Linked DNA regions of Homo sapiens: region 2 is linked to region 1. The links are chromatin loops, found by intact Hi-C in ENCODE. Cell type or tissue: GM12878. All regions are shown on one strand. Each heading gives the region's core, and the rest is flanking DNA. Links, peaks and the distances in the headings are about the cores only.

The links. A loop is a pair of places that touch in the nucleus more often than their neighbours do. Peaks named below come from ENCODE experiments on the same cell type or tissue, not always from the same donor. Only the 100,000 strongest peaks of a DNase experiment are listed, where the experiment ranks them.
Region 2: a loop joins it to region 1, with 2.1 times the contacts of the local background. A loop is called at or near these places in 16 of 110 quality-filtered maps.

What each region holds. Positions count from the first base shown.
Region 1 is chr16:10,309,323-10,325,781 of GRCh38, forward strand. No RefSeq gene overlaps it. Among named protein-coding and RNA genes, the nearest start is that of ATF7IP2, 69 kb to the right of the region's middle. RefSeq lists a cis regulatory region at 13,820-14,141. In GM12878, for the core only: a CTCF peak has its summit at 5,674 (motif pointing right); a DNase peak (open chromatin) is centred at 5,658; H3K27ac peaks cover 23 bases.
Region 2 is chr16:10,362,588-10,379,046 of GRCh38, forward strand. No RefSeq gene overlaps it. Among named protein-coding and RNA genes, the nearest start is that of ATF7IP2, 15 kb to the right of the region's middle. In GM12878, for the core only: no CTCF peak of the experiment used is centred there; a DNase peak (open chromatin) is centred at 7,894.

The DNA of each region.
Region 1 (16,459 bases), core at 4,606-7,105:
TGTGTCTGTAGTAGATACAGGGTTTCACCATATTGGTCAAGCTGGTCTCCAACTCCTGACCGCAGGTGATCCACCCACGTCAGCCTCCCAAAGTGCTGGGATTACAGACATGAGCCACCGCGCCCTGCTGACCTCTTAACTCTTTAGAACAGAGTTCTAAACTTCCTGACTCTGAAGTTATCTTTCCATTTCATCCTCAAAGATACCCAAAGGACCTTTTAGCATACTGGTGATTGAGACAAAAGAATTTCCAAACCTGGAGACAAATCCCAACTCTTGCTTCCTGATTCTCTTTTCTATACTGTCTTCTCAGGTCATCCTTTCCCCATGGCTGCATAAAATAGATTGAATCAAATGGAGCCCATCATGCTGGCTGCTTCTCTCCGCTGGGGCCAGGAGCAGCCTGACTGCAGAGTCAGCTGAAGACAGACAGCAGTCAGAGTGCTGGCCTTCTCCTTCCAAAAACACAGCCGTTCAAGTTCACAGAGACTGAAGAATACGATAAACACAGATAAACGTGCTTGACGGTGAGTAATTTTTGTCTGGGTACGGAAAGAAGAATAACAGGAGAAAAGGCACCATTTTCTTGGCCTGAACCGCCTCCTCTGGTTTCTTTTTTTCTTTTTCTCTTTTCTTTTTTTTTTGAAACAGGGTCTCACTCTGTCACTCAGGCTGGAGTGCAGTGGTACAATCACAGCTCTCACTGCAGCCTCGACCTCCTGGGCTCAAGCGATCCTCCTACCCCAGCCTCCAAAGTAGCTGGGACTATAGGCACGCACCACCATGCCCAGCTAATTTTTTAATTTTTTGTAGCAATGGGGTTTCGCCATGCTACTTAGGCTGGTCTCAAACTCCTAAACTCAAGTAATCTGCCTGCCTCGGCCTCCCAAAGTGGGGGGATTACAGGCACCTCGCACAGCCCTGCCTCTGTTTTAAGAGACAAGAATTCAGATTTCCATCAAACCTCTCTTCTTAGAGCAAGTTGACCTCTAGGTGCAGGAAACCCTGACAGAGACTGGCCACAGGGCCCTGCGCCTCTCCCCAGCCCAGCACAAATAGAAGAGGCCAAAAAAGCAGATGTGATGGTTATGGTTCTACTGAACACTGGAAGATACTTACTGCAAGCTTTATACACAAATGCATCACCACACCTTTGTGAGGTGGGTCATATCGTCGCTGTCCCATCTATTTGTTGGTGGAGGAAACTGATGGTTGCAAGAGTGAGATTAACTTGCCCTAGGTTCACTCAGCTCATTATTGCCCAATAGATTTGTGGAATAATCAAGATTTAAATCCAGAATGAGATTCCAATCAATGGTATCCAGAGAAAAAAATAAAAAATAAAAATAAATCCAGGCCGGGCATGGTGGCTCACACCTGTAATCCCAACACTTTGGGAGGCCGAAGCAGGTGGATCACCTGAAGTCAGGAGTTTGAGTCCAGCCTGGCCAACATGGCAAAGCCCTGTCTCTACTAAATATACGAAAATTAGCCAGGTGTGGTGGTACAGGCCTGTAATCCCAGCTACTCAGGAAGCTAAGGCAGAAGAACCACTCGAACCCAGGAGGTGGAGGTTACAGTGAGCCAAGATCATGCCACTGCACTCCAGCCTGGGTAACAGAGCGAGACTCCCTCTCAAAAAAATAAATAAATAAAAATAAATCCAGTGTAGGCTGGCTTCAAGGCCTATGGTCTTTGATAGTGTTGTTGCTATGATTTTCCTTTGTTTTTAACTTTTTAAACTTTGAAATTATTTTAGATTTATCAGAAAGTTGCAAAGATAGCACCGATCATTCCTGTGTACTCTCACCTAGGTTTCTCTGATGTTAAGGTCTTACAATCATCAAAACCAAGAAATTAGCACTAGGACAATTCACTGCAGACCTTATTCATTTTTCACCGGTTTTTCCACTAATGTCCTTTGCCGCCTTCTGGGAGGAAAAATATTTCCTCTGCTCCCTTATTTTCACTGACAGGGTCCATACATTAAACTGACACAAGTCAGACTAGCAAGAGAAAAGACGTTTTATTTCCATATGTATGTATGCACATGGGAGTTCACAGAAAAGAAAATGTGACTCAAAGGAGTGGTTAGAATTTGGGGCTTATAGCCGGACGTGGTGGCTCATGCCTGTAATCCCAGCACTTTGGGAGGCTAAGGCCGGTGGATCGCTTGAGACCAGGAGTTCGAGACCAGCCTGGCCTACTTGGTGAAACCCCATCTTCACTAAAAATACAAAACATTAGCCGAGCATGGTGGCAGGTGTCTGTAACCCCAGCTACTCAGGAGTCTGAGGCAGGAGAATTGCCTGAATCCACGAGGCAGAGGTTGCAGTGAGCCGAGAATGCACCACTGCACTCTACTCCGGGCAAAGCGAGACTCTGTCTCAAAAAAAAAAAAAAAAATAGAATTTGGGGCTTATAATCCATCTTAATAGGTGAAGGATCACAGTACTTTAGGAGGCTGAGGCAGGAGGATCACTTGAGCCCAGGGGTTCAAGACCAGCTTGGGCAACAAAGTGAGAACTTGTCTCTACAAAAAAAAAAAAAAAAAAAAATTAGCTGGGCATGGTGATGCATAGCTGTAGTCCCAGCTACTTGGGAGACTGAGGTTGGAGGATTGCTTGAGCCTGGTAGGTCGAGGTTTCAATGAGTTATGATCGTACCACTGCACTCCAGCCCGGGCAACAGAGGGAGACCCTGTCTCGAAAAAAAAAGACAGGAAACGAAAAAGACAAAATAGATGAAGGAGAAGGGAAGAAAGAGCACTTGTGGAAAAACAAACGAGGTTTTGGAAAGATAAATGAGCCCTTAGGAGACTAGATGGGGGATATGACAGATTTTGTGACTGTCTGCTTTGGTGTGTGGCTGACTTCTGTCTCAGAGAAGATTGGAGTTGTTCCCAGGGATAAGATTTATGACAATAGAGTTCTTTTTTATTCTTTTGGGAGGCTCTGCTCTTAGGCAGATAAGAGATTTCAGAAAGTCAGAAGCCCTCGGCTCAAAACAATTTTTATGCCACACTGGCTTATTCTGGGGCCCTTCCCCATTTCAGAATCCAATTGGGGCCGGGCATGGTGGCTCATGCCTGTAATCCTAACACTCTGGGAGGCCGAGGCAGGTGAATCACTTGAGGCCAGGAGTTTGAGACCAGTCTGGCCAACATGGTGAAACCCCATCTCCACTAAAAATCCAAAAATAAAAGTAGCTGGGCGTGGTGGTGGGCACCTGTAATCCCAGCTACTCAGGAGGCTGGGGCAGGAGAATCACTTGATCCCAGGAAGCAGAGGTTGCAGTGAGCCAAGATCGCGCCACTGCACTTCAGCCCAGGCAACAGAGTGAGACCCTTTCTAAAAAAAAAAAAAAAAAAAAAAAATCCAATTGGGACCCCACCTTACATTTAGTTATGTCTTCTTGGTCTCCTCCAATGTGTGACAGTTTCTCCGTCTTCCTTTATTCCTCACCACTTTGACACTTTTGAGAAATATTGATCTTTTATTTTGTAGACTGTCCCTTAACTTGGTGTTTCCTCATGACTAGACTGAGGTTGTTAAACATTTACTAGCACACCACAGGCCGTTGGTTTGCATGAGAATGAAACAACAACTAGGGTTTCTCTTTATATATATTTTATATTTGATGCTCCCAAAGTGCTAGGATCAGCCAGGCGCGATGGCTCATCCCTGTAATCCCAGTGCTTTGGGAGGCCAAGGTGGAAAGATCACCCAAGCCCAGAAGTTCAAGGCCAGCCTGGGCAATTTAGTGAGATTCCATCTCTTCAAAAAATTTAAATATTAGCCTGCAGGGTGTGAACCTGTAGTCCCAGCTACTCAGGAGGCTGAGGAAAGAAGATCCCTTGAGTCCAGGAGGCCAAGGCTGCAGTGAGCTATGATCGCACCACTGCACTCCAGCCTGGGCAACAGAGTGAAACCTTGATTCTAAAAATAAACACAAAAAGGGAGGTGGAGCATAACTCATCATGCTTTAAGTGTGGACTGCACAGAGTGACTTCCTTACAAAGAGCACAAAGGGAGGGAAAGAGCAACTGTACAGTGAGAAACTTGATAAACACTACCTCAACCAGGTGATCAAGGCCAACATCAACCATGATAAGTCATGTCAACAGTATGCGCTGGTATCACTTGATAAAAATGGCATTTTACCACTATCATCTTTCTTCCAAAAATCCATAACCTCAGCTAATCATGAAAAAAAAACATCAGACAAATCTCAGTAGAGGGCCGTGCTGCAAATTGCCTGACCAGTACTTCTCAGAACTGTCATCAAAAACAAATTCTGAGAAACTGTCACAGCGAAGAGGACCCTAAAGAGACATGACAACTAAATGTAATTGGTATCCTTGATGGGATCCTGGAACAGGAAATCTGTCACAAGGTAAAAACTAAGGCAGTCCGAATAAAGTATGGGCTTTAGTTAATGCATCAATATTAGATCGTTGATTGTAACAAATGCACCACACTAATGTAAGCTAACAGGGGAAACTGAGTCAGGATGTATGAGGACACTGTACTACCTTCACAATTTTTGTAAAATGTAAAACTATTCTTTTTTTTTTTTTTTGAGATGGAGTTTTACTCTTGTTGCCTGGGCTAGAGTACAGTGGCGCAATCTCAGCTCACTGCAACCTCCACCTCCCGGGTTCAAATGATTCTCCTGCCTCAGCCTCCCAAGTAGCTAGGATTACAGGGAGCTACCACCATGCCTGGCTAATTTTTGTACTTTTAGTAGAGACAGGGTTTCACCATGTTGGCCAGGCTGGTCTCAAACTCCTGCCGTCAGGTGATCCACCTGCCTTGGCCTCCCAAAGTGTTGAGATTACAGGTGTGAACCACTGTGCCCAGCTAAAACTATTCTTAAAAAATTTAGTTTGTTTAAAAAAAAAAAAAAAAAGGAAAAAGTGACCATTTTTTAATCTCTCAAAAATATACCATTAACCTAAACCCTTAAAATATTTACATTCAGGCTGGACACAGTGCCTCACACCTGTAATCCCCGCACTTTGGGAGGCTAAAGAGGGAGGATCATTTGAGCCCAGGAGCCTAGGCAACATGGCAAAACCCCACCTCTACAAAAAATACGAAAATGAGCCAGGGGTAATGGCATGTCTGTAGTCCCAGTTACTCAGGAGGCTGAGATGGGAGGATCACTTGAGCCCAGGAGGTTGAGGCTGCAGTAAGCTGATTATGCCACTGCACTCCAGCCTGGGCAACAGAGCAAGATCCTGTCTCAAAATAAAATAAAATAAAATAAAATATTTGCATTCAAAAGGAGCTTCAGAATAGACCATATGAATAAAATATAGCAAGAGCTGCAGATAAATAGATTTCTCTAGAGAATATGAAAATAATACCCGGTACCTATTCAATGATACGAGGAACATGCAGAGGGGAGGGGAATTATTCCAATCAGTCTCCTGCTGCAGAAACCATAAACATAAAAATAGAAGTAGGCTATGAATCTCCCCTCAAGAATGGGAAGGTGATCAATAGCTTCCATCTAGCATCCATGCCCCACTGAGATGACATTCTTTCCAGAGGGGGAAAAATGAGCTGCCAATGAGAAATTGTTGAGATGACTAAGAAAGACACCATCTCAGGAACTTCCAAATTGAGTTTGACTGTTAGTCAATGTGTTGAGTAGTTGTTATATATCATTCCTTCTCCAGAAGATGGAGCTTTAGTCTAAAATAATGATGTAAGACAAGCCGGCAAGCTGGGCCCAGAATAATAGAATTCAAAGAAAATGCATAAATCGTGGTTACTATCAAGAGGGTTTGAAAAGCATTTTAAATCTCCTTGGAGACGGGTTCATTTGACCCGATTCTCTTACTCATTATGAGAATCCATTGCTTCAACTGTTTTCATCCAGGCAAAAAAGAAAATTTCAGTGGGAGTCATAAAAATGATTATGTATCATCTTATTTTTATTTGGTATTTCTCTTCCCAAAAGTCTAAAGGCTCACTATTATCTTGTAGTGCAGTTCATATGTTGATGGAAGTGACATTATTTATTTGTTTATTTATTTATTTTGAGATGGAGTTTCGCTCTTGTTGCCCAGGCTGGAGTGCAATGGTGTGATCTCAGCTCACCGCAACCTCCGCCTCCCAGGTTCAAGTGATTCTCCTGCCTCAGCCTCCTGAGTAGCTGGGATTACAGGCATGCACCACCATGCCTGGCTAATTTTGTATTTTTAGTATAGACGGGGTTTCACCATGTTGGTCAGGCTGGTCTTGAACTCCCAACCTCAGATGACCCACCCACCTCGGCCTCCCAAAGTGCTGAGATTACAGGCGTGAGCCACCGCACCCGGCCAAGGTGACATTTAAGTTCACTGTGGCAGTGAATTTATTATGCAGATAGGAGTTGCATGAATTTTCTCCAAAATATTCAGATATAAAATTCATTTTTGTCTAAAACAAATCAATCTGACTTAGCCCCCATGTCAGCCATAATTTTTCTCACATCTCGCCTCCATATGTAAAACTCTAGAGAGGAACTGATTAGCGTGAAAGGAAAATAAATCTTGGGACCCCAAAATCACTAAGCCAAAGGGAAAGTCAAGCTGAGAACTGCATAGGGCAAACCTGCCTCCCACTGTTTTCCTCAAAAAGATAAAAGCTACATACCGGCCAAGCATGGTGGCTGGCACCTGTAATCCCAGCACTTTTTGAGGCCCAGAACGTTGGGAGGCCGAGGCGGGTGGATCACGAAGTCAGGAGATCAAGACCATCCTGGCTAACACGTTGAAACCCCATCTCTACTAGAAATACAAAAAATTAGCTGGGCATGGTGGCACGAGTCTGTAGTCCCAGCTACTCGGGAGGCTGACGCAGGAGAATCGCTTGAACCCGGGAGGCAGAGGTTGCAGTGAGCTGAGATCTCACCACTGCATTCCAGCCTGGGTGACAGAGCGAGACTCCTAAAAAAAAAAAAAAAAAAAAAAAAAAAAAAAGGCTACATACCTCCCTCAAAAGGAATTTCCTTGTGGACAAAAGACAGAATTCAAAGTCATCCCCCTGCTCACTGAGATAAATGTATGTCCGATTGCCACCTTTGGAGAGGCTAAACAGAAACTCAAAAGAATGCAACCATTTGTCTCTTATCTACCTATGTATGACCTGGAAGCCCCCTCCCTGCTTCAAGTTGTTCCACCTTTCTGGATGGAACCAATATATATCTTACATTCATTGATTGATGTCTCACGTCTCCCTAAAATTTATTAAACCAAGCTTTGCCCTGACCACCTTGGCACATGTCATCAGGACCTCCTGAGGCTGGGTTACAGGCGCACATCCTTAACTTTGGCAAAATAAACTTTCTGAGTTGACTGAGACCTGCCTCAGATATGTGGGGTTCACACTGGCATACCTCAATTCACATGCTCATCTTTGAGCTTATCATAGTCACCTAGATGGTGGTCCCATGGGAAGCCAAGCTGGACCATGTGCCCATACCTATGTGTAGCCCGCAATGTGGGGCAATATAATTAGCCACTACCTACCTGCCCTAAGGTCAAATACTCTCAACAGAATTGAATTCTGCTGAGCATGGTGGCTCACACCTGTACTCCCAGCACTTTTTGAAGCCAAGGAAGGAGGATTACTTGAGGCCAGGAGTTCAAGAACAGCCTGGCCAATACAGGGAGACCCTCGTCTCTACAGAAAATTTTTAAGCCGGACGTGGTGCCTCACACCTGTAATCCCAGCACTTCGGGAGGCCCAGGCGGGTGGATCACAAGGTCAGGAATTCAAGACCCGCCTGGCCAACACAGTGAAACCCCATCTCTACTAAAAATACAAAAAAATTAGCTGGGCGTGGTGGCGGGTGCCTGTAATCCCAGCTACTTGGGAGGCTGAGGCAGGAGAATTGCTTGAACCTGGGAGGTGGAGGTTGCAGTGAGCCAAGATTGTGCCACTGCACTCCAGCCCAGGTGACAATGCGAGATTCCATCTCAAAAAAATAAATAAATAAATAAATAAATAAATAAATAAATAAACAAACATTTTTAAAAACTAGCTAGGCATGGTGGCACACACTTGTAGTCCCAGCTACTTGGGAGGCTGAGGTGGGAGGATCCCTTGAGCCTTGGAGGTCGAGGCTGCAGTAAGATGTGATCACACCACTGCACTCTAGCCTTAGCAATGGAGGAGGACCCTATCTCAAAAAAAAAAAAGATTGAATTCTGTTAGCTGAGAAGAGAGGGAAATGGATGTTTTTAGATAATAAACAGTGTCCGCTGTATGTATCAGTTAGCTATTGCTGCATAACCAATGACTCCAAAACTTGACCATAGTGAGCTATGATTGGGCTGAAGTGATCCTCCTGCCTCAACTTCCCAAGTAGCTGGGATGACACATGGGTGCCACCACACCCTGCTAATTTTTTAATTTTTCTAGAGCTTAGTTGCGCAAGCTGGTCTTGAACTGGTGGCCTCAAGTGATCCTTCTGCCTTGGCCTCCCAAAGTGTCAGATTACAGCTATGAGCCACCACATTTAGCCTTGAAGCAAATCTTGATGAGCAACCTATTTTAGCTATTTCACAGTCTCACCTGCTAAGGCAAGGATTTCCTGGAATGGGCAGCTAAGAGTTTTATGCTTGCTCCCTATATTATTTAATATAAGGATATTGAAAAGTATTCCTGATCTCAGTATGGCTTAATTCAGGAATAAAAAATTATGTCTGTTGGGCCAGGCATGGTGGCTCACACCTGTAATCCCAGCACTTTGGGAGGCCAAGGTGGGCAGATTGCTTGAGCTCACAAGTTTGAGACCAGCCTGAGCAACACGGTAAAACCCCGTCTCTACAAAAAATACAAAAATTGGCCAGGCATGGTGGTGCATGGCTGTAGTTCCAGCTACTCAGGAGGTTGAGGTGGGAGGATCGCTTGAGCCTGGGAGGCAGAGGTTACAGTGAACTGAGATTGTGCCACTGCACCCAGTCTGGGCGATAAAGCCAGGCTTTGTCTCAAAAAAAAAATTACATCTGTTTCTGTTCTCATATATAGTCAATGTGTTTTATTTAGTCACTGCTTTTCTCTAACTCTGGCTATCTCTGGGTGAGATACTCCATGACCTTACTTATAAGCACAAGATGATTTTGAACTGCAAACAAATGGGTTTTAATCGAGGCAAAACAGTTAACATTGAAAAAGCTAGCTAAATTCTAAGTTGAGAATTAGTTGAAAGGCCTGATTTCACTATTTCTGCAACCAGGACACAGACTCCCACACAACCTCTTTTTAAAAATTGCTTTATCTCCAGAAAAGCCAGTTTTCTCAACCAAAGTTCAGTACATTTTTACAGTAACACTGTAAAAAACACTGACACCAACAGATTCCAAAGAAAATGAAGCAAGATATAAAACTTAGATTACTACTCATTGAACATATGGCTAGACACTTTATTTAAAGGAAAGGACAAGGAATTCAGAAGGGCTATAATTAGAAAGAGTCTTCACGCACTGCTCACAAGAATAAGAAGCTTTCCCAGGGCCTTGCACAGATAAGACAATGGCCCCTGACATTTTAAGAAAATGGCCACATTGTACCAGGTCAATCAATGTGAAAAGGTCCACTCCATGAACAGAAAATTGTGTAATGTGACCTGTTTCTTTGTTGTCTATTGACACAGGTAAGATAATGGGCTGTGTTTTCTTTGTGGCTATGACGATCGTTTCCCTCTGTAGGACAGACAACCGGGCAGTGATCTGCTGGGTTCAGCCAATGTGATGAGCAGAAGTGGGAAGAAATCAGTCTCCTGTGCGGATAGAATCAGGAAACCCGTCTAATCCCACTCTTCTCCATTCCATTCTCCATACCGAAACCAGTGTCATCTTCAATGAGATAAAGCATATCTATATCACACCCCTGTTTACAAAAAACCATCACTACTGTCTCCGCTGCATTTGTCTTAATCGCATAATCCGGCTCCTAGTTCTTGGGCCAGTTTTACCATGTGCCAGTTCCCCCGAACCAGTTTCTCCCATTGGAAGGTTTTGTCTCTCTGCACAGCTCTGACCTCTGCCTGTGTTGCTCTTTCCCCAGAGCCTTGCCTGGCTGACTTCTACTCCTCCCTCATGTGGCAGGAAATCTCACCTTTGCAGAAAGACCTTCCATGCCAACCTACACAGCAAAGGTCTTCTCCCAGGCCATGCCCCTTTCAACTCTCAGCTCCTCACTTGTTTTCATCATAACAATTACCCCAAATGATAATGATGGTTTTTTTTTTTTTTTTTTTGAAACAGAGTCTTGTTCTGTTGCCCAGGCTGGAATGCTGTGGCGTTATCTTGGCTCACTGCAACCTCCCACTTCCTGGGTTCAAGCAATTCTCGTGACTCAGCCACCTGAGTAGCTGGGATTACAGGTGTGTACCACCATGCTCAGATAATTTTTGTATTTTTAGTAGAGTTGGGGTTTCATCATGTTGGCTAGGCAATTACAGGCGTGAGCCACTGCGCCCAGTTACAATGGATCTTATGTATCTGACCACTTACCCGTTTTGTCCTTCCTTCCTAGTAGAATTGGACTCCCATGCAAGTGGAGACCCAGTCAGTCTTGTTCACTGCAATCTCCCCAGGGCCTGCCACATCTAAAAGACATATTTTCTGATAAATGAATCATAACAGTTGTTTCTTTTTTTTTTTTTTTTTTTTTTTTTTGAGACAGAGTCTTGCTCTGTCACCCAGACTGGAGTGCAGTGGTGCCATCTCGGCCCACTGCAACCTCTGCCTCCCGGATTCAAGTGATTCTCCTGCTTCAGCCTCCCAAGTAGCTGGGAGTACAGGCGTGTGCCACCACGCCCAGCTAATTTTTTGTATTTTTAGTAGAGACGAGGTTTCACCGTGTTACCCAGGATGGTCTCCATCTCCTGACCTTGTGATCCGCCTGCCTCAGCCTCCCAAAGTGCTGGGATTACAGGCGTGAGCCACCGCGCCCGGCCAAGGTCAGGAGTTCTAAACCAGCCTGGCCAACATGGTGAAACTCCCTGTCTAATTAAAAAAAAAAAAAAAAAGCCGGGCATGGTGGCATATGCCTGTCATTCCAGCTACTCAGGAGGCTGAGGCAGGAGAATCACTTGAACCCAGGAGGCCGAGGTTGCAGTGAGCCAAGATCACACCACTATACTCCAGCCTGGGCAACAAAGCAAGATACCATCTCAAAAAAACAAGAAAAGAAAAATCACTTTATATATATATATTTATATATATTTATATATATTTATATATATATTTATATATATTTATATATATTTATATATATTTATATATATTTATATATATATTTATATATATTTATATATATATAATTTTTATATATTTATATATATAATTTTTATATATATTTATATATATTATTTATATATATAATTTATATATATTTATATCTATAATTTATATATATATTTATATCTATAATTTATATATATATTTATATATATAATTTTTATATATATTTATATATATTTATATATTTTATATATATATTTGTGTATATTTTTATATATTTTTTATATATATTTATGTATATATTTATATATATATTTATATATATTTATATTTATATATATATATTTATATATATTTATATATATATTTATATATATATTTATTTATATATATTTATATATATTTATATATATTTATATATATTTATATATATATTTATATATATTTATATATATTTATATATATTTATATATATTTATATATATATTTATATATATTTATATATATTTATATATATTTATATATATTTATATATATTTATATATATATTTATATATATTTATATATTTATATATATTTATATATATTTATATATTTATATATTTATATATATTTATATATATTTATATATTTATATATATTTATATATATGTATATATATGTATATATATTTATATATATGTATATATATTTATATATATGTATATATATTTATATATATATTTATATATATATTTATATATATTTACATATATTTATTTACATATATTTATATATATTTACATATATTTACATATATTTTTATATATTTACATATATTTATATATATTTACATATATTTACATATATATTTACATATATTTTTATATATTTTATATATATTTATATATATATTTTTATATATTTTTATATATATATTTTTATATTTTTATATATATATATATATATATATGTATGTATGTATATTTGAGACAGGGTCTCGCTCTATTGCCCAGGCTGGAGTGCAGAGTGGCATGAGCTTGACTAAGTGCAGCCTCACCCTCCTGGGCTCAAGTGATCCTCTCACCTTAGCCTCCTGAGTAGCTGGGACTGTAGGCAACGCACCATCATGCCTGGCTAATTTTGTTCATTTTTTGTAGAGACAGGGTCTCACTATGTTGCCTAGGCTGGTCTCAAATTCCTGGCCCCAAGTGATCCTCCCACCTTGGCCTCCCAAAGTTCTGGGATTGCAAGACTGAGCCACTACGCTCAGCCTTAGCTTTGTTATTAATTTGGAAGGCTTTTACATCTGTTTCCCAACTGATGGGAGTAAAGACATGCCCTTGCTATGTAGGTCTAAGAAGCAGCTGCAGACATGGCTTACATACCCCCAGCCCCCATTCCTTCCTCTCTCAGTTGCTCTTCCTTGAACCATACCTGCCCCCCCCCTCCAACGTCCTCTTCTCTCTGCCCAAGGGCTGGCGTCTTGGTTGTTTTCTCTTTTAAGCCAGGCTCTAAGTGTTTACTTCTCTTGTTCTATAATGATTTCTCCCTTTCCCAGAGACATGTGACATTTTTCAGCTCCTTATTCTTTTTTCCAAGGGCCTTTATCTGCTCCACTCCCATCTCACCAAGGCCAACCACATTTGTTATCCTCAGAGGCATGCTTTTTATCCATTTTACCCTGTGCACAGCAGCTGGCCCCTACATAAATGAGCTACATTCTCAGCAGCTTTAAGGAAAGAAACTTGAAAGAAGGGGGAACCAAGAAGATATAAAGTTGGGCACCCCTTCTAATAAGGCTTCGAAAGCAGGGGTCACATGGAAAGGCAAGGACTTTCTTTTTTTTTTCTGAGATGGAGTCTCACTCTGTCACCAGAACGCAATGGCCTGATCTCAGCTGACTGCAACCTCCGCCTCCCAGGTTCAAGCAATTCTCCTGCCTCAGCCTCCCAAGTAGCTGGGACTATAGGCACGCACTACCACACCGAGCTAATTTTTGTATTTTTAGTAGACATGGGTTTTCGCCATGTTGGCCAGGCTGGTCTCAAACTCCTGACCTCAAGTGGTCCACCCGCCTCGGCCTCCCAAAGTGCTGGGATTATAGGCATAAGCCACCACTCCCAGCCGACTCTGTCTTTAAAAAAAAAAAAAAATCCGTATTCCTTTTCGTGTTTTTATGGGTCATGGGGTTGTCAGAAAAAGGAAAATTCAAAAGAAACTGTTAACAGTGACCCACAATAGCTACAGTTAGGCACATGGTTTATAAACCTATGACTATATGGCCGGGTGCAGTGGCTCATGCCTGTCATCCCAGCACTTTGGGAGGCCAAGGTGGGTGCATCACTTGAGGTCAGGAGTTCAAGACCAACGTGCCCAACATGGTGAAACCCCGTCTCTACTGAAAAATAGAAAAATTAGCTGGGTGAGGTAATGGGTGCCTGTAATCCCAGCTACTGCAACAGCTGAAGCAGGAGAATTGCCTGAACCTGGGAGAAGGAGGTTGCAGTAAGCCGAGATCATGCCACTGCATTGCAGCCTGGGCAACCAAGCGAGACTCCGTCACAAAACAACAACAACAAAAAAAACCCTATGCCTATAAACTAAAGCTGACCTCTTGCCTGTGTGCCTGTGTAACTGGAGCTTGTTAAACATTTCACTGACAGGTACTGGGTATAAACTTGTTTATCTGAGGTAGAACAAAGACAGGCTGGAATCAGCCACCCTCCACCAGGCCCTAAGATGCCTAACCTTTCTCCTGACCCGCTCAACTGCTCTTTTACCTTATCTTATGTATACAGTCACGGAGCACCAATGAGAATCACAAAAATGTAACCCTTGCTTCTCTCCCCTCTTCTCCTACCTTCTGTGCCACACACATCCTCCTGTTTGAAAATGTGTATATACTGTGCCTTGCACAACCTACATTGGGACAGATTCTTGGTCTATATTGAGTATGTGTTCCCAGGCTTCAGTCCTCCAACTTGACTCAGAGTAAATCTAACCGTGATTTCTCTAAGTGCTAGCACTTGTAATTTCACTTTTTGGTTGGCAGGGTCACAGATTTTTTTCTCTCCTCCCTAAAGCTCTTCCCCTGGTCCACCCATCTTTTTTTACCTGCAGGTATATTTGCACAGAGAAACCAGAACTAACAAAAATCTACAGTTATGACCATTATCAATACCCAGTTTCGGAAAGTTTCTGTGGAAACTCCCTATGATCAGACAAAAATATTGGCCTGTGCATAGGAATTCAGTAGTGGCCATTTCAAAAGCAAAGTCTATAGAAAGATGTTAAAATGAAAATAAATACACTAGCCAAAAAAAAAAAAAAAAAAAAAAACCCCAGCTCAGCCAGGCGAGGTGGCTCATGCCTGTAATCCCAGCAATTCGGAAGGCTGAGGCAAGAGGATCACCTGAAGTCAGGAGTTCGAGACCAGCCTAGCCAACATGGTGAAATCCCGTCTCTACTAAAAATACAAAAATTAGCCAGGCATGGTGGTGTGTGCCTGTAATCCCAGCTACTTGGGAGGCTGAGGCAGAAGAATTGCTTGAACCCAGGAGGTGGAGCTTGCAATGAGCCAAGATCGTGCCATTTGCACTCCAGCCTGGCAACAAGAATGAAACTCCATCTCAAAAAAAAGAAAGAAAAGAAAAAGAAAGAAAAGAAAAAAAAAATAGGCTGAATTGCAAATACAACAAAGACAAGTGGAAATTTATAGCCCAGAAACAGGGTAGGGATCCATGAGTGGAAAATTAGCTAAAGGAAACATTAGTGGTAAGAGAAGAGGATTCTGGCTAAATGGACCTAACAGGACTCTTGCTGCAGGTAAGCCAGGGTGATCTGGAATGTGATCAGATATCCAGGGTTGAGGATTCTGGCTAAACTGACTTAGCAGGATTCTTGCTAAAATTGGGCGATACAAAAAAAAAAAAAACACCATGGAAGTCCAAGAGTTGAGACCTAACTGGGAAGAGGATTTCGATGAATCTCCCTAAAGCTTGGTCAAGGGGAGGCTCTTTGTCAATCCTTAAGACAACTACTCTAGCCAACCACAGTGGCTCATGCCTGTAATCTCAGCACTTAAGGAGGTCGAGGCGGGTGGATCATTTGAGGTCAGTGGTTTGAGAACAGCCTGGCCAACATGGTGAAACCCCATCTCCACTAAAAATACAGAAGTTAGCTGGATATAAAAGTGTTATTCTCTTTTATAAATGAGAACATTGAGGGGTACAGAGGGCTACTAGCTGTGGCATTCAGTATACCATGCTTAGCCAGGAGATTTTATGGAGGGAATGGTGGGTGTAGGTCAATCTGCCATACATGCAGCCACTTCTTCTCAATCAGTGGTCACTTAATCCTCTCCTTGTACCTCAACTTCATTTAGAGGATAATTAACTACCGTAGGAGTGAAAAGGTAATAAGTTATCCTCACCCATTACAAGGGTCATTGCCAACACTCCTACAACAAAAGACAGATTAATAAGAGAAAAACATAACAAATGAATTTAACAAAATTTTGCATGACACGAGAGCCTTCAGAAACAAAGACCCAGAGGAAACTGTATTTTTATGCTGAGATTCACTGGAAAATGAACAGTTGTGTACAAAGATGATTTGACAAGAAGAGTATGATCTACTGTTAATAAACTGGGGGTGGTGCAGGGCCTCTGGGCATAGAGCAGGATCTCTCTGGAATTGTCACCAGAAAGGGGTTCCTTTCCAGACCCCAAGAGAGGGTTCTTGGATTTCACTCAAGAAAGAATTTAGGGCGAGTCCATAGAGTAAAGTGAAAGCAAGTTTACTGGAAAATTTAAAAAAATAAACAAATGGTCCAGGCATGGTGGTTCATGCCTGTAATCCCAGCACTTTGGGAGGCTAAGGCAGGTGGATCACCTGAGGCTGGGAGTTGGAGACCAGCCTGACCCACATGGAGAAACCCCGTCTCTACTAAAAATACAAAAATTAGCCAGGTGTGGCTCTGGGTGCCTGTAATCCCAGCTACTCAGGAGGCTGAGGCAGGAGAATCACTTGAACCCAGGAGGCGGAGGTTGTGGTGAGCCGAGATCACGCCATTGTATTCCAGCCTAGGCGACAGAGTGAGACTCCATCTCAAAAAATAAAAAAAATAAATAAAAGAATAGCTATTATTCCATAAGCAGAGCAGCCCCAAGGGCTGCTGGTTGCCCATTTTTGTGGTTATTTCTTGATGATATGCTAAACAAGGGGTGGATT
Region 2 (16,459 bases), core at 6,441-8,940, 55 kb after region 1:
CCAGGGAGCTAGGAACATTGTACCTTTACCCATTTGCGTAATTTTCACTCTGTAAATATTTCCATAAACTATGTTATCAAAGACATAGTCTGCAACACCATCTGTGGTGAGGCACCTTTCTTTTTTTTTATTTTCTTTTTTCTGTTTTTGTTTTTTTTTTTTTTTGGGACAGAGTCTCCCTCTGTCACCCAGACTGGAGTGCAATGGCTCGATCTCAGCTCACTGCAACCTCTGCCCCACACCCCAGGTTTAAGCGATTCTCCTGCCTCAGCCTCTCGAGTAGCTGGTATTATAGGCTCCCACCACCATGCCTGACTAATTTTTGTATTTTTAGTAGAGACAGGGTTTCACTACATTGGCCAGGCTGGTCTCAAACTTCTGACCCCAGGTGATCTGCCCACCTCGGCCTCCCAAAGTACTGGGATTACAGTCATGAGCCACTGTGCCCAGCCGAGGCGCCTTTCTTTTAACCACATCACTGTGCCTAGCTCTGATACCCATTGATGTGAATTCCCCAAAAGTAAAGCTTTAACAAGAATGGAGTAATTTTATAGTTCACAGTCTGAATGCATTCTAAGAGTATATAATCTTGTTCTATTTAGTTATGTCAACCTGAAATAATTGAAAGGCTTAAAATCCAGTTTTAAAGAGTTTATTCAAGTGAAAAGCTGGGAATGGCTTTTCACTTGAATAAACCTTTCTCACACAAAGACTTCACAGCTATCACAATGTCTAAGATGGAATGTTAAATATACTCTTTTAAATTGGAAAGGAGGCCAAGTATGGTGGCTCATGCCTGTAATCCCAGCACTTTGGGAGGCCAAGCTGGGTGGATCACCTGAGGTCAGGAGTTCAAGACAAGCTTGACCAATATGGTGAAACCCCGTCTCTACTAAAAATATAAAAATTAGCCAAACGTGGTAGCATGCCCCTGTAATCCCAACTACTTAGGAGGCTGAGGCAGGAGAATTGCTTGAACCCGGAAGGTGGAGGTTGCAGTGAGCCGAGATCCCGCCACTGCACTCTACCCTGGGCGACATCTTGAGGAAAAAAAAAAAAAACATGGAAAGGAAACAGTCCCCCAAAGTCTTACCTCATTCTAGTATTAGCCCAAAAGTGTGACTCCAAAGTCTCATCAGAGACAAGGCAAGTCCCTTCTGCCTAGGAGCCTGTAAAATACAAAGCAAGTTAGTTATTTCCAAGATGCAATGGGGGTACAGGCATTCGTTAATTGTTCCCATTCCAAATGGGAGAAATTGGCCAAAATAAAAGGGCTGCAGGCCCCATGAAAGTCTAAAACCCAAGAGGGCAGTCATTTTCTTGTCTGGAGACATGAGCACTAGAGAAAATGGAATCAGTGTACTCAAGTTAAAAGCTAAGTTCTTGCTCACATACACAGAAAACAAAGGAAATTAACAGGATTATGTTTTCTTTTCTTTTTATTTTTTTTTGAGATGGAGTTTTTTGCTCTTGTCGCCCAGGCTGGAGTGCAAAAGCATGATCTCAGCTCACTGCAACCTTCACCTCCCAGATTCAAGGAGTAGCTGGGATTACAGGTGCCCATGACCATGCCTGACTAATTTTTGTATTTTTAGTAGAGACGGGATTTCACCATGTTGGCCAGGCTGGTCTCGAACTCCTGACCTCATGATCTGCCCGTCTCAGCCTCCCAAAGTGCTGGGATTACAGGAGTGAGCCACCAAGCCTGGTCTGAGGATTATAAAGTTTTCTATACAAGACTAATTTAACAATTTAATCTGTTAGAGATTGTATTCCTTTTTTTTTTTTTTTTTTTTTTTTTTAAGATAGAGTTTCAACCTTGTTGCCCAGGCTAGAGTGCAGTGGCGTGATCTCAGCTCACCGCAACCTCCACCTCCTGGGTTCAAGCAATTCTCCTGCCTCAGCTTCCTGAGCAGCTGGGATCACAGGCGTGTGCCACAACACCCGGCTAATTTTTGTATTTTTAGTAAAGATGGGGTTTCTCCATGTTGGTCAGGCTGGTCTCCCAACTCCTGACCTCAGGTGATCTGCCCGCCTCAGCTTCCCAAAGTGTTGGGATTACAGGCATGAGCCACCGCCCCTGGCCACTACAGTTTGTAATCTTGACCTTAGGGTTTGTTTTCTTACAGCTGGTGTTCATTTCCTTTCCAATTTATTTATTTATTGAGATGGAGTTTCTCTATTGTCACCCAGTCTGGAGTGTGATGGCATGATCTCGGCTCACTGCAAGCTCTGCCTTCCGGGTTCAAGCAATGCTCCTGCCTCAGCCTCCCAAGTAGCTGGGATTACAGGTGCCAACCACCACATCCAGCTAATTTTTGTATTTTTAGTAGAGATGGGATTTCACCATGTTGGCCAGGCTGGTCTCAAACTCCTGACCTCAGGTGATCTGCCTGCCACGGCCTCCCAAAGTGCTGGGATTACAGGCATAAGCCACTGCACCCGACAGCTTGTTTGTTTGTTTATTTATTTAAATTCTTATTTTTTGTTTAGAGATAGGTCTTGCAGGCCAGGCACAGTGTGATCTCAGCACTTTGGGAGGCCAACGTGGGCGAATCACAAGGTCAAGAGTTTGAGACCAGCTTGGCCGACATGGTGAAACCCATCTCTGCTAAAAATACAAAAATTAGCCAGCTGTTGTGGCGTGTGTCTGTGATCCCAGCTTCTCGGGAGGCTGAGGCAGGAGAATTGTTTGAACCTGGTTGGTGGAGGTTGTGGTAAGCTGAGATCATGCCACTGCACTCCAGCCTGGGCAACAGAGCAAGACTATCTCAGGAAAAAAAAAAGGGATGAGTCTTGCTCTGTCACCCAGACTAGAGTACAGTGGCTTGATCATAGCTCACTGCAGCCTCAAACTTCTAGGGTCAAGCGATCCTCCCACCTCAGCCTCCCAAGTATCTAGGACCACAGGCATGTGCCACTATAAGTGTCGAATTAAAAAAAAAAAACATTTTGTAGGACAAGGACAAGGTCTTGCTATGTTGCCAGGCTGATCTTGAACTCCATGCTTCAAGGAATTCTTGCTCTCAACCTCCCAAAATGCTGGGATTACAGGCATGAGCCACCATACCTGGCCCTACATACGTTTGTTTCATGTAAAAAATATTTTATTATGTAAGAGTCAAATTATGTATTTTCTTTTCTGAATTAGTTATCCATTGCTATGCAACAACCCCAAAACTTCAAACAAAAACCACTTAGCGTCTCACAGTTTCTGTGTATCAGGAATGCAGGTACAGCTTAGGTGGGTGCTTCTCAAGATTGTGCAGGGGGTTCCAGTCGAGCTGTCAACTGTAGTCAGCTCAAGACAATTGGCCAGGCACAATGGCTCGCTCCTGTAATCCCAGCACTTTTGGAGGCCAAGGTGGCCATATCACCTGAGGTCAGGAGTTCGAAACCAGCTGGCCAACATGGTGAAACCCTGTCTCTACTAAAAATACAAAAAATTAGCCGGGCGTAGTGGCGGGCGCCTGTAGTCCCAGCTACTTGGGAGGCTGAGGCAGGAGAATGGCGTGAACCCGGGAGGCGGAGCTTGCAGTGAGCCGAGATCCCGCCACTGCACTCCAGCCTGGGCAACAAAGCGAGACTCCGTCTCAAAAAAAAAAAAAAAAAAAAAAAAAAAAAAAAAAATTAGCTGGGCGTGGTGGCACATGCCTGTAATCGCAGCTACTGGGGAGGCTAAGGCAGAAGCATCACTTGAACCCGGGAGGTGGAGGCTGCATTGAGCCATGATTGCGCCACTGCATTCCAACCTGGGTGACAGAGCAAGACTCTGCCTGAAAATAAATAAATAAATAAACAAACAAACAAATAAATAAATAAATAAAAAGACTCTACTGCGCCTGAGGATCCACTTCCAAGCTCACTCACATGGTTGTTGGGCAGCAATTTCTCATGGTGAGCCTTTTTATAGGAAGGCTTACAGGTTTCCAAGAGAACCAGGGAAGGTTCCCAAGACAGAAGTCACAGACTTGCTGTAACCTAATCTCAGAAATGACATCTGATCATTCCTGCCATATTCTATTTGTTAAAAGCAGTTCAAGGCTGGGTGCGGTGGCTCACACCTGTAATCCCAGCCCTTTGGGAGGCCAAGGCAGGCAGATCACCTGAGGTCAGGAGTTTGAGACCAGCCTGACCAATATGGAGAAACCGTCTCTCTGCTAAAAACAAAATGGCCGGCTAATGCCTGTAATCTCAGCTACTCAGGAGGCTAAGGCAGGAGAATCAATTGAACCTTGGAGGCGGAGGTTGCGGTGAGCCGAGATTGCAACATTGCACTCCAGCCTGGGCAACAAGAGCGAAACTCCATCTCAAAAAAAAAAAAAAAAAAAAGGCAGTTCAAGTTCAACCCATACTCAGTAAGAGGGGAATTAAAAAGGTATGACTCCCAAGTGGGGATCACTGGGAGTCATCTTAGAAGCTATGGACGTTACCCCCAAAGTCTTCAAGTAAAGTTAACCTTTCATAAAAATGAAATGTGTTTGTGGTTTGGCTAGGAATTTCCCTTGACCTGGCACTGCATATTACTGCATATTCCTACATATTCCAGTTTGAGAAGCCCAGTTTATGCCACATGAGTAAAAAAGCCATCTCGACATCCAATATTTATTCTGGCAGAGACTAAGAAACTGAGCAATAGGCTGGGAGCGGTGGCTCACGCCTGTAATCCCAGCACTTTGGGAGGCCGAGGCGGGCGGATCACGAGGTCAGGAGATTGAGACCCTCCTGGCTAACATGGTGAAACCCCGTCTCTACTAAAAATACAAAAAATTAGCTGGGCATGGTGGCGGGCGCCTGTAGACCCAGCTACTCAGGAGGCTGAAGCAGGAGAATGGCGTAAACCTGGGAGGCAGAGCTTGCAGTGAGCCGAGATCGTGCCACTGCACTCCAGCTTGGGGGACAAAGCGAGACTCCATCTCAAAAAAAAAAAAGAAAGAAAGAAAGAAACTGAGCAATAGTTCTAAATGCTGGCTGCATATTAGATCTAGCTGAAGAGCTTCTAAAAAAAATGCTGGCTGGTCACTGTAGCTCACGCCTGTAATTCCAACAGTTTGGGAGGCCAAGAAGAGAGGATTACTTGAGGCCAGGAGTTTGAGATCAGCCTAAGCAACATAGCAAGACTCCATCTCTACAAAAAATAAAAATTAGCTGAGGGTGGTGGCATGTGCCTATAGTCCCAGCTACTCATGAAGCTGAGGCCAGAAGATCAGAAGATCACTTCAGCCAAGGAGGTTGAAGCTACAATGAGCTATGATTGCACAACTGCATTCCAGCCTGGGTCACAGAGCAAGGCCCTGTCGCAAACAAACAAAAAAAAAATTAAATTAAAAAATAAATAAAAATCCCAGCTGGGTGCAGTGGCTCATGCTCATAATCCCAGCACCTTAGGAGGCCAAGGAAGGAGGATTGCTTGAGGCCAGGAGTTTAAGACCAGCCTGGACAGTGCCGTGTGACCTCATCTCTAAAAATTCCCAATACGCAGATCCCCACCCGGACCAATAAAATCTGAATATCTAGTATATAGAACAGATTAGGTGATTACAAATAACTGAACAGCTTTGTTGAGGTATAACTGACATACATTAAACTGGATTTGGTGATCTTTTATTTTTGTTTTTGCTTTTCTTGAATTGTGTAATTTTAATCTGCAGTCTGAATAGAAAGCCTCTGATCTTGAAGCAGAAAAAGACAAGTTATCCTATTATTATTATGATTTGTCTTTCATTCCATCCATATGATAACAGAATCCTGGAGAAGTGATAAAAGGTGGAAAGAAGATAAAGGGAAATGGAAACAACAAGGAAAAGAACAAAATCTATTTGAGGTGTAATCATAATATAATAGAGGGAGTTAAACAGTGCTTCTCAAACTATCTTCAGTGAAAGATCAGTTGGGTTTTTTCCCCCAACCCTTTGCAAACACACTACTTTTGTAAAATACAATAACATTTTCTTAGCAATGTTAAATTGCTACTTAGATGCCAAACTCTTATTGTCCCTTTCTGTACTTGTCTCAAAGCAAACCAGTAACAAAGCAAACCAGATTGGTGCAAGTCTGCAGACCTCACACTGACTAACACTATCTATCCAATCACTGGCTCAATTATTACTTGGTCCTTACTTCAGTGTTGACAAAAAGACTCTTAAGATGTGTCTGACACCAGTTTACGTAGCTTAAGGTTACAGGTTAATAGTTATCTCATGAGACATCACAACTTCTCAGGTACAGCTTCTAGGTGATTTTACCATATGGGGAATGTTTAATTGCACGAGATAGGGTTGAAGAAGATGCAGACTTACTTTCAATTCAGGAAGGTTTCCCCCCTTCCATTACTTACTTTTTACCCCTAAAAAGCAGTTTTCATTGAAATATGATATTTTATTGGTTAGCTTTTGCCCCATGTAACAAGCCAGCCCAAAACTTACTGGTTTGAAACTACAAACATGTATTAGCTCAAAGTTAGTCAGGCTAGCAATCTGGGAAGGACTCAGCTATGTTGAGCATGGGCTTAATTATTTATTCTTCGTTGCACATGTTCAAATACCAGGACACTTGACTGGGCAGGGTGAAATGGCTGGGATAATTGAAGCTTCTCTCCGCATGATCTCTCTTTCTCCAGCAAGCTAGCCTGGACTTGTCCACATGGTGGCAGAACTCCCAAGAGTGGCAAGAGAGAACAAGTCCCACTGCAGAAGCATCTTTCAGGGACCTGCTACATTGTTACCACCTGAGTGGGTTCTTGCCCACTGCCCATAGAGCCAACACTGAGACAGCAGTTGTTGCTGTAAAGAAAGAGTTTAATTATTGTGAGACAACTGAGTGGGAGAACAAGAGATATTTCTCAAAGCCACCTCCCTGAGAATTCAGAGGTTAGGATATTTTTGTTTTTTGTTGTTCTTTTTTTTGTTTGTTTGTTTTTGTTTTTGTTTTTGTTTTTTGAGATGGAGTCTTGCTCCTTTGCCCATGCTGGAGTGCAGTGGTACAATCTTGGTTCATTGCAATCTCTGCCTCCTGGATTCAAGTGATTCTCCCACCTCAGCCTCCCAAGTAGCTGGATTACAGGTGCCCATCACCATGCCCAGCTAATTTTGTATTTTTAGTAGAGACAGGATTTCACCATGTGGGCCAGACTGGTCTCAAACTTGTAATCTCAAGTGATCCACCCACCTTGGCCTCCCAAAGTTCTAGGATTACAGGCATGAGCCACTGAACCCAGCCAGTGGCTAGGATTTTTTAAAGGATAGTTTGGTGGGCAGGTGTGTTAGTCCATTTACACACTGCTATAAAGAACTGCTCAAGACTGGGTAATTTATAAAGAAAAGAGGTTTAATTGACTTGCAGTTCCACATGGCTGGGGAGGCCTTAGAACATACAATTATAACAGAAGGAAAAGCAGGCATGTCTTACATGGCAGCAGGCAAGAGAGTATGTAAGAGCACAGGAAAAACAACCATTTATAAAACCATCAGATCTCATGAGAATTCACTCACTAATACGAGAACAGCATGGAGGAACCACCCCCATAATCTAATCACTTCCCTCCCTTGACACGTGGGAATTACAATTCGAGGTGAGATTTGCATGGGAACACAGAGCCAAACCATATCAGCAGGGGTCCAGAGAATGGGTTCTGCTGATTGATTAGGGATGAAATCATAGCAGTGTCTAAGCTGTCTTCATGAGCTGAGTCAGTCCTTGCAAAATAGGGGAGTCACACGACCAGTCAAGTCAGTTCCTTGGCTGGGGACATGGGCCACTGACCCACATGGTGTCAGCTGGTCCTCTTGCAGGTAAAGCCTGAAAAATATCCCAAAGACCAGTCTTAAGTTTTACAGTAGTGTTTGTGACTGCCAGTTACTATGGAAAGCAAGCTGAGAAACAATGGCAGGTTATCATTTAACTATGCCAGTAGCTTAGTAGAAAAGTTTGTGGGAGGTGAGATTTCTGGTGGTCAAAGCCACCTGGCAGCTCCCTTGACAAGTCTAACATCTGGAAGCCATCTAGGAGGTCTGCGTGATTTAAGAATTGTTGTTTAATAAAAAAGAAAGTTCATTAACCTTTTGGTCAGCCTGCCTTGGGGCTAGGACAGGAAGATAATCAATTATTAGTGACTACCACTTATTGAAATGACTATGTGCAGGCAATCATGAATGGAGGAGGAAAAGGTCAGAGAGAAGGGAAAATATCTTTTTCATTTATTTGAGACAGGGTCTTGCTCAAGTCCAGACTGGAGTGCAGTGATGAGATCATAGCTCACTGCAGCCACAACCTCCAAGGTTTCAGTGATTCTCCCGCCTCAGCCTCCTGAGTAGCCGGGACTACAGCCATGTACCACTAATATTTTTTCCCTTTTTTTGTAGAAATGGGGTCTCATTGTTGCCTAGGCTGGTCTCAAAATCCTGGGCTCAAATGACCCTCCCTCCTCAGCCTCCCGAAGTGCCGGCATTACAAGCGTGAGCCACTGTGCCTGACCAAATTTTTAATATATTTTTGTAGAGAGAGAGTCTCACTATGTTGCCCAGGCTGGTCTTCAGTTCTTGGCCTCAAACTATCCTCTTGCCTCAGCCTTCCAAAGTGCTGAAATTACAGGTGTGAGCCACAATGTCTGGCCCATATTCTGGTTATACCCTATTATTGATGGGCATTTGGGACACGTTCAGTTTCGGGTTATTACACATAGTGCTGCTATGCACATTCTGGTATATGTCATTTGGTTATACACACATAGGCATTTCTGTTGTTACAAACTTAGGAGTAGAATGGCTGGGCACAGTGGCTCACGCCCGTAATCCCAACACTTTGGGAGGCCAAGGCGGGCAGATCACAAGGTCAGGAGTTTGAGACCAGCCTGGCCAATATGGTGAAACCCCATCTCTACTAAAAATCCAAAACAAAATTAGCCGGGCATGGTGGCGGGCACCTGTAGTTCCAGCTACTCAAGAGGCTGAAGCAGGAGAATCGCTTGAACCCAGGAGGTTGCAGTGAGCTGAGATCGTGCCACTGCTCTCCAGCCTGGGTGACAGAACGAGACTCCATCTCAAAAACAACAACAACAACAACAACAAAACAAAACAAAACAAAAACTAGGAGTAGAATTGGTGGGGCATGAGGCATTGCTGTATTCAAATTTAGTAGATATTGTCAAAGTTTTGACAATACAAACTGTACAATACACCTGGACTTTGTACAATTGGTACAAAGTCAAATTGTACCAATTGCACTCATATCAGCAGCACATGAGAGTCCTTGGTGTTGCATATTCTCTCCAACACTTGATATTTTTGACCTTGTCATTTTAGCCTATCTAGTAGGTATGTAGTGGATCACACTATGGTTGTAATTTGCATTTTCCTAATTCATATGGTTGAACATTTTTGTATTGTTTATCGGCCATTTGGATATCCTCATTTGTAAAGTGTCTGTTCAAAATATGTGTGCTCATTTTTTTTTTTTTTGGTTGGGTTGCCTATCACTTTTAGTGATTTGTAGGTGTTCTTTATATATTGTGGATATAAATCTACTTTGGGATATATAAATTGCGAATATTTACTCCCCTTCTGTGGACTACTTTTTTATTCTCCCAGTGGAGTATTTTGATAAGCAGAAGTGCTTATTTTCACCAGACACAGTGGCTTATGCCTGTAATCCCAGCACTTTGGGAGTCAAAAGTGGGCAGATCACAGGGTCATGAGTTTGAGACCAGCCTGGCCAACATAGTGAAACACCGTCTCTACTAAACATACAAAAATTAGCCAGGCGTGGTGGTGCATGCCTGTAATCCCAGCTACTTGGGAGGCTGAGGCAGGAGAATCACTTGAACCTGGGAGGTGGAGGTTGCAGTGAGCCGAGATTGCACCACTGCACTCCAGCCTGGGTGACAGAGCAAGGCTCCATCTCAAAAACAAGAAAAGAAAAGGGGCTCCTTTCCCTTCCCTTCCCTTCCCCTCCCCTCCCCTCCCCTCCCCTCCCCTTCCCTTCATCTTTCTTTCTTTCTTTCTTTCTTTCTTTCTTTCTTTCTTTCTTTCTTTCTTTCAGGAGCCTCACTCTGTTGCCCAGGCTGGAGTACAGTGGCATGATTTCAGCTCACTGCAACCTCTGCCTCCCAGGTTCAAGTGATTCTCCTGCCTCAGCCTCTGGAGTAGCTGGGATTACAGGCACACGCCCCCATGCCCAGCTAATTTTTGTATTTTTAGTAAAGATGGGGTTTCATCATGTTGGCCAGGTTGGTCTTGAACTCCTAACCTCGTGATCCGCTGGCCTCTGCCTCCCAAAGTGCTGGGATTATAGGCATGAGCCACCATGCCTGGCCTGCCTGTGCTTATTTTTAAGGTTGTCCAAATTATCCATTTTCCCAGTGAGTGCTTTTTGTGTCCTCTTTAAGAAATGTTTGCCTAATTTGGTTATAAAAATGCTCTTAACATTTTCCTATGAAAAATTTATTATCTTACCTTTAACAGTTGAAGCAAACTGGAATTATCAGGAATTGAGTGTGTGTGTGTGTGTGTGTGCGTGTGTGTGTAACATGAGACAGAGGGCAAAATATGTTTTTTTTTTCAAATGAATGGCCACTTGACCCAGCACCACTTAGTATTAAAAAAAAAAGTTTCCCTATAGGATTGCAATATCACTTATTTATGGATATAGCATGTTATCTACTATCTTCTTTAATATCTCTTAATAATGCTTTGTCATTTTCCGTATGGAAGTATTGCACATTTTTTCCTTAGAGTTACACTTATGTATGATATATTTTCATGCTATTGGAAATAGTACTACTTTAAAGTTTTCATTTATTAATTGTGATATATACAAACACAATTGATTTTTGTATATTGGCTTTGTATCTGGCAATCTTATTAAATTCATTTATTAATAATGTGTCAGTGGATTTTTGGGGGGATTTTAATATACACAATTTTGCCATTTGCAAAAAATCAGGCTTTGTTTCTTTGTTTTGAGACAGGGTCTTGCTCTGTTGCTCAGGCTGGAGTGCACTAGTGAAATGATGGCTCACTGCAGCCTTGACCTCCTGGGCTCAAGTGATCCTACCACTTCCGCCTTTCCAGTATCTGGGACTACAGGCACATATCAGCATGCCCAGCCTTTTTTTTTTTTTTTTGCTAGTTTTGTGGAGGTAGGGTCTCACTATACTGCCCAGGCTGGTCTCAAACTCCTGTTCCTCAAGTGATCCTCCTGCTTTAGCCTCCCAAAGTGCTAGGATTACAGGTGTGGTCTACCATGCCTACCATATGGTATATTACAGACAATATTCCATGTATATGGGAGAATTGTATGTTTTCCTGTTTTCAGGTAGAATGTTCTCCATTTATCTCTTAGGTCTGGTTAGTGTATACTATTGTTCAAGTTTTCTACCTTCTATTTGGTCTTATGCCTAGTGGTTCTATGCATTATTGAAAGTGGGGTATTGAAGTCTCCATGATAATTTTAGAATTGTCTAGTTTTTCCTTCATTTCTGTCAGGTTTTGCATCATACATTTTTGAACTCAGTTGTTAGGTGCATATATGTTTATAATTGCTATATTTTCTTTATGGGTTGACCCTTTTATCAGTATATAATGCCTATCTTTGACTCGTGCAAAATCTACTTTGTCTGATATTAAGATAGCCACTCTGTCTTTTTGTTACTATTTACATAGAATATCTATTTTTATCTTTTCACTTTCAACCTACTTATATCTTTGCATTTAAAGTAAATCTCTTATGGAAGATACATAGTAGGATTGTGTTTATTTTTTAAATCCATTCTGTCAATCCAACTCTGCTTTTAATTGGAGACTTTATTCTATTCACATTTAAAGTAATTGCTGATATGGAAGGACTTACTTGTCACTTTTCTATTTGGTTTTTCTGTCTTTTTTTGTTTTAATTGGAGATGAAGTCTCACTCTGGTGCCCAGACTGGAGTGCAGTGGTGCAATCTGGGTTCACTTCAACCTCCACCTCCCAGGTTCAAGTGATTCTCTAGTCTCGGCCTCCTGAGTAGCTGGGATTACAGGCATCCACCAACATGCCCAGCTAATTTTTGTATTTTTAGTAGAAACAGTGTTTCACTATGTTGGCCATGGTGGCCTCAAACTCCTGACTTCAACTGATCTGCCTGCCTTGGACTCCCAAACTGCTGGGATTACAGGTATGAGCCACCACGCCTGGCCTCTCCATGTCTTTTTTTGATGTTGTTCCTCAATTCTTCCATTACCTTTTTCTTTTGTGTTTAAGTGATTTTTTGTAGCATAGCATTTTTATTTATTTCTCATTTCCTTTTGTGTGAATTTCTTTTTTTTTTTTTTTTTTTTTTTTTTTTTGCGATGGAGTCTCGCTCGGTCACACAGGCTGGAGTGCAATGGCATGATCTTGGCTCACTGCAACCTCCGCCTCCTGGGTTCAAGCGATTCTCCTGCTTCAGCCTCCCAAGTAGCTGGGATTACAGGCACCCACCGCCATACCTAGCTAATTTTTGTATTTTTAGAGAGATGGGGTTTCACCATCTTGGCCAGGCTGGTCTCGAACTCCTGACCTCATGTGATCCACCTGCCTCGGCCTCCCAAAGTGCTGGGATTACAGGTGTGAGCCACCATGCCCAGCATGTTAATTTTTAAAAATTTATTTTCTTAGTGGTTACCTGAAGATTACAACTAGATTCTTAAGGTACCGTATTATTATCACCTAAATTCAATAACATACAGAATTCCTGCTCTTATACAGTTCCTTACCTCCCCATATGTTATTGCTGTCACAATTTTTTGTTTGTTTGTTTTTTGAGACATGGTCTTGCTCTTTTACCCAGGCTGGAGTGCAGTGGCATGATCTTGGCTCACTGCAATTTCTGCCTCCTAGGTTCAAGTGATTCTCCTGCCTTAGCCTCCCAAGTAGCTGAGATTACAGGAGCCTGCCACCACGCCCAGCTAATTTTTGTAGTTTTAGTAGAGACAGGGTTTTGCCATGTTGGCCAGGCTGGTCTCAAAGTCCTGACCTCCGGTGAGCTGCCTGTCTTGTCCTCCCAAAATGCTCGGATTATAGGCATGAGCCACCGCACTCAGCCTTATCACAAATTTTATCTTTATACATTGTGTGTCTATTAACATAGACTTATTTTTGTATGTTTAAAATCACACAGAAATAAAATAAGGGGCAATCAACCAAAAATAAAATAATGCTGGTGTTTGCATCTTTCTTGGTAGTTATTTTTACCAGTGTTTTCTATTTCTTCATGTAGCTTTGTGTTACTGTTCAGTGTCCTTTTATTTTCTTTCAGGATTTCTTGAAGGAGTCTTTTTTTTTTTTTTTTTTTTTTTTGAGATGGAGTCTTGCTCTGTTGCCCAGGCTGGAGTACGGTGGCATGATATTGGCTCACTGCAACCTCCACCTCCCGGGTTCAAGCGATTCTCCTACCTCAGCCTTCCGAGTAGCTAGGACTACAGGCGTCTGCTACCATGCCTGGATAATTTTTGTATTTTTAGTAGAGACAGGGTTTCACCATATTGGCCAGGCTGGTCTTGAACTCCTGACCTCGTGATCCACCCACCTCGGCCTCCCAAAGTGCTGGGATTATAGGTGTGAGCCACTGCACCCAGCCCAAAGGAGTCTTTTTAGCATTTTTTGTAGGGCAGGTTTGCTAGTTACGTATTTCTTCAGCTTTTGTTTATCTGGCAATGTCCTATTTTCTTCTTCATTTTTGAAGGCTAGTTTTGCCAGGTATCGAATTCCTGGTTGACAGTGTGGTTGTTTATTTTTTTTCCTTTGTTTTTGTTTTGTTTTTTCTTTCAGCACTTCAAATTTGTCATCCCACTGTCTTCTGACCTCCTTGGTTTCTGCTGAGAAATTGGCTGTTGATCTTTTGGAGGATCCCCTTTACCTGACAGAGTGCCTCTCTCTTGCTGCTTTCAAGATTCTCTCTGTATCTTTGGTATTTGACAGTTTGATGATATAACATGTTAGTGTGGAGCCCTTTGCATTTACCTTTCTTGGAGCTCTTTGTCTCTGCTTTAGCATTCAGTTCCTTTTTTCTCTAACAATCAGCCAGAGTTAAAATCATAGGGTAGGATCTTCTCAGGTCTTTTATGAATATTAATCATGCTGCGGGCAAGGCCATGGCTTTCAATATTCCCCAGGATTCATTGTTGGTGTTTACTGCCCTAATTATTCGGTGAATCCCAATCATGAGCTTTTCTTCCAAGGCATTTAGTGTATCTTTTTTTTTTTTTTTTTGCTTAAATGTAATATTTTGCCTCATGTGGCAGCAGGTTGTTCATTTGTCTTTCAGTGTTTATAAGGAATGTCTTCCAAATAGCCATGTTTCTGCCCTGAGAGTTGTTTGAGTTGTTTTTTGTTTTTCTTTTTTTAAGATGGAGTCTCGTTCTGTCTCCCAGGCTAGAGTGCAGTGGCATGTTCTTGGCTCACTGCAACCCCTGCTTCCTTGGTTCAAGCGATCCTCCTGCCCCAGCTTTCTGAGTAGCTGGGATTACAAGCGTGCGCCACCATGCCCGGCTCATTTTCATGTTTTTAGTAGAGACGGGGTTTCACCATGTTGGCCAACTGATCTCTAACTCCTGATCTCAAATGATCCGCCTACCTCAGCCTCCCAAAACGCTGGAATTATAGGTGTGGGCCACCGTGCCTGGCCTATTGCTGTAGTCTTGAGTCGGAAATTTGTTGGGCAGGATTGCAAGCTAGAAACTCAGACAGGATTTCTTTGTCTTGCTTTGTTGCCCAGGCTGGAGTACAGCGGTGCTACAATGGCTCACTACAGCTTCAACTTCCTGGGCTCAAGAGATCCTCCCACCTCAGCTTTCCAAGTAGCTGGGACTACAGGTGTAAGCCACCAAGTCCAGATAATTTTTTTATTTTTATTTTTGTAGAGATGGGGTCTCAGTTCAGCCCAGGCTGGTCTCAAACGCCTGGACTCAAGCCATCCTCCTATCTCCTCCTCCCAAAGTATTGAGATTATAGGCATGAGCCATTGTGCCTGGTCTGAGGCAGGATTTCTATGTTAGTTTTGTGGCATAATTCCTTCTCTGGGAAGCCCGTTTTTTCTCTTAACATCTTGGACTAATTGGATTAGGCTCACACACATTATTTAAGGTAATTTACTTAAAGTCAATTGATTATAGATGTCAATCACATCTACAGAATATTTTCACAATGATATCTAGACTTATGTTTCAAACAACTGGGTATCATAGTCTTGCTAAGTTACCACATAAAATTTAACCATCACAGTAATCATACTTTAAGAAATACATTCACGATAACAGTATTTCTATCCTATAATATAATATTGCATTCGTAATCAGCAATTATGTTGCTATCTATAATTTTGCCTTAAATAAATTTCAATTGTTCTATTTCGATGTATGCTTGTCAAAATATTATAAAGATATGTTGAAAAACTACTTCTGAAAGAATTTATTCTCTTTCATTTTATGAGCTTCTTTCATTGAGCATCTATTATATAGTCATATAATGGAAACAAGGAGATAAAATGATAATGAGAGGATGGTGATGATTATACTTGTAATAGTTGTTGTAAACTTTTACTAAGCACTTACTATGGGGCAGGTACTTTTTAAAGTGCTTTACCCATATTATTTTACATATTACCTGAAAGATGAGCCACTACCCTCAAAATGCTCATAAATAGTAAGAAGAGACAAATGAGGAAAGAGAAAAAACAATATAATAAGCATTATGCTGCAGGTAAAGGTGAAGTGATTTGAAGAATGAGTAGACGTAGTTGTCAATGGAAGGATTGGCCTACTATGATCTCTCGAAGTGGTTGTCCCACTTTTCTTTAAAAGACTTTGTGGGCTGGGCACAGTGGCTGATGCCTGTAATCCCAGCACTTTGAGAGGCCAAGGCAGGTGGATCACCAGGTCAGGAGTTCAAGACCAGCCTGGCCAAGATGGTGAAACCCCGTCTCTACTGAAAATACAAAAATTAGCCAGGTGTGGTGGTGGTGGGTGCCTGCAATCCCAGCTACTCAGGAGGCTGAGGCAGGGAATCGCTTGAACCTGGGAGGCAGAGATTGCGGTGACCCAAGATGGCACCACTGCATGCCAGCCTGGGGACACAGCGAGTCTCTATCTCAAAAAAAAAAAAAAAAAAAAAAAAAAAAAAAAAGGCTTTGTGGAACTTATAGTCTCTGTTGCAATTACTCAACCTTGTCACCAAAGGTGAAGAATGAGTAGACATTAGCCATTTGAGGAAGGGGGAAAAGGATTTTCCAAATAGTTGAAGCAGCAAATGCAAATTCCTGAAGTCTTGAAATAATACAGTGTCTTCTAGAGAGGCTGTAGATCAAGAGCCTAGAAATGAGAATTGTAAGGTAGACAAGGGTTACTATTCCATAGTCACCATAAAAGTGTTTTTGCCTACTGTGATGGCTGTATTTCCAGACTTTTTTTTTTTTTTTTTTTTTTTGAGATGGAGTCTCGCTCTGCTGC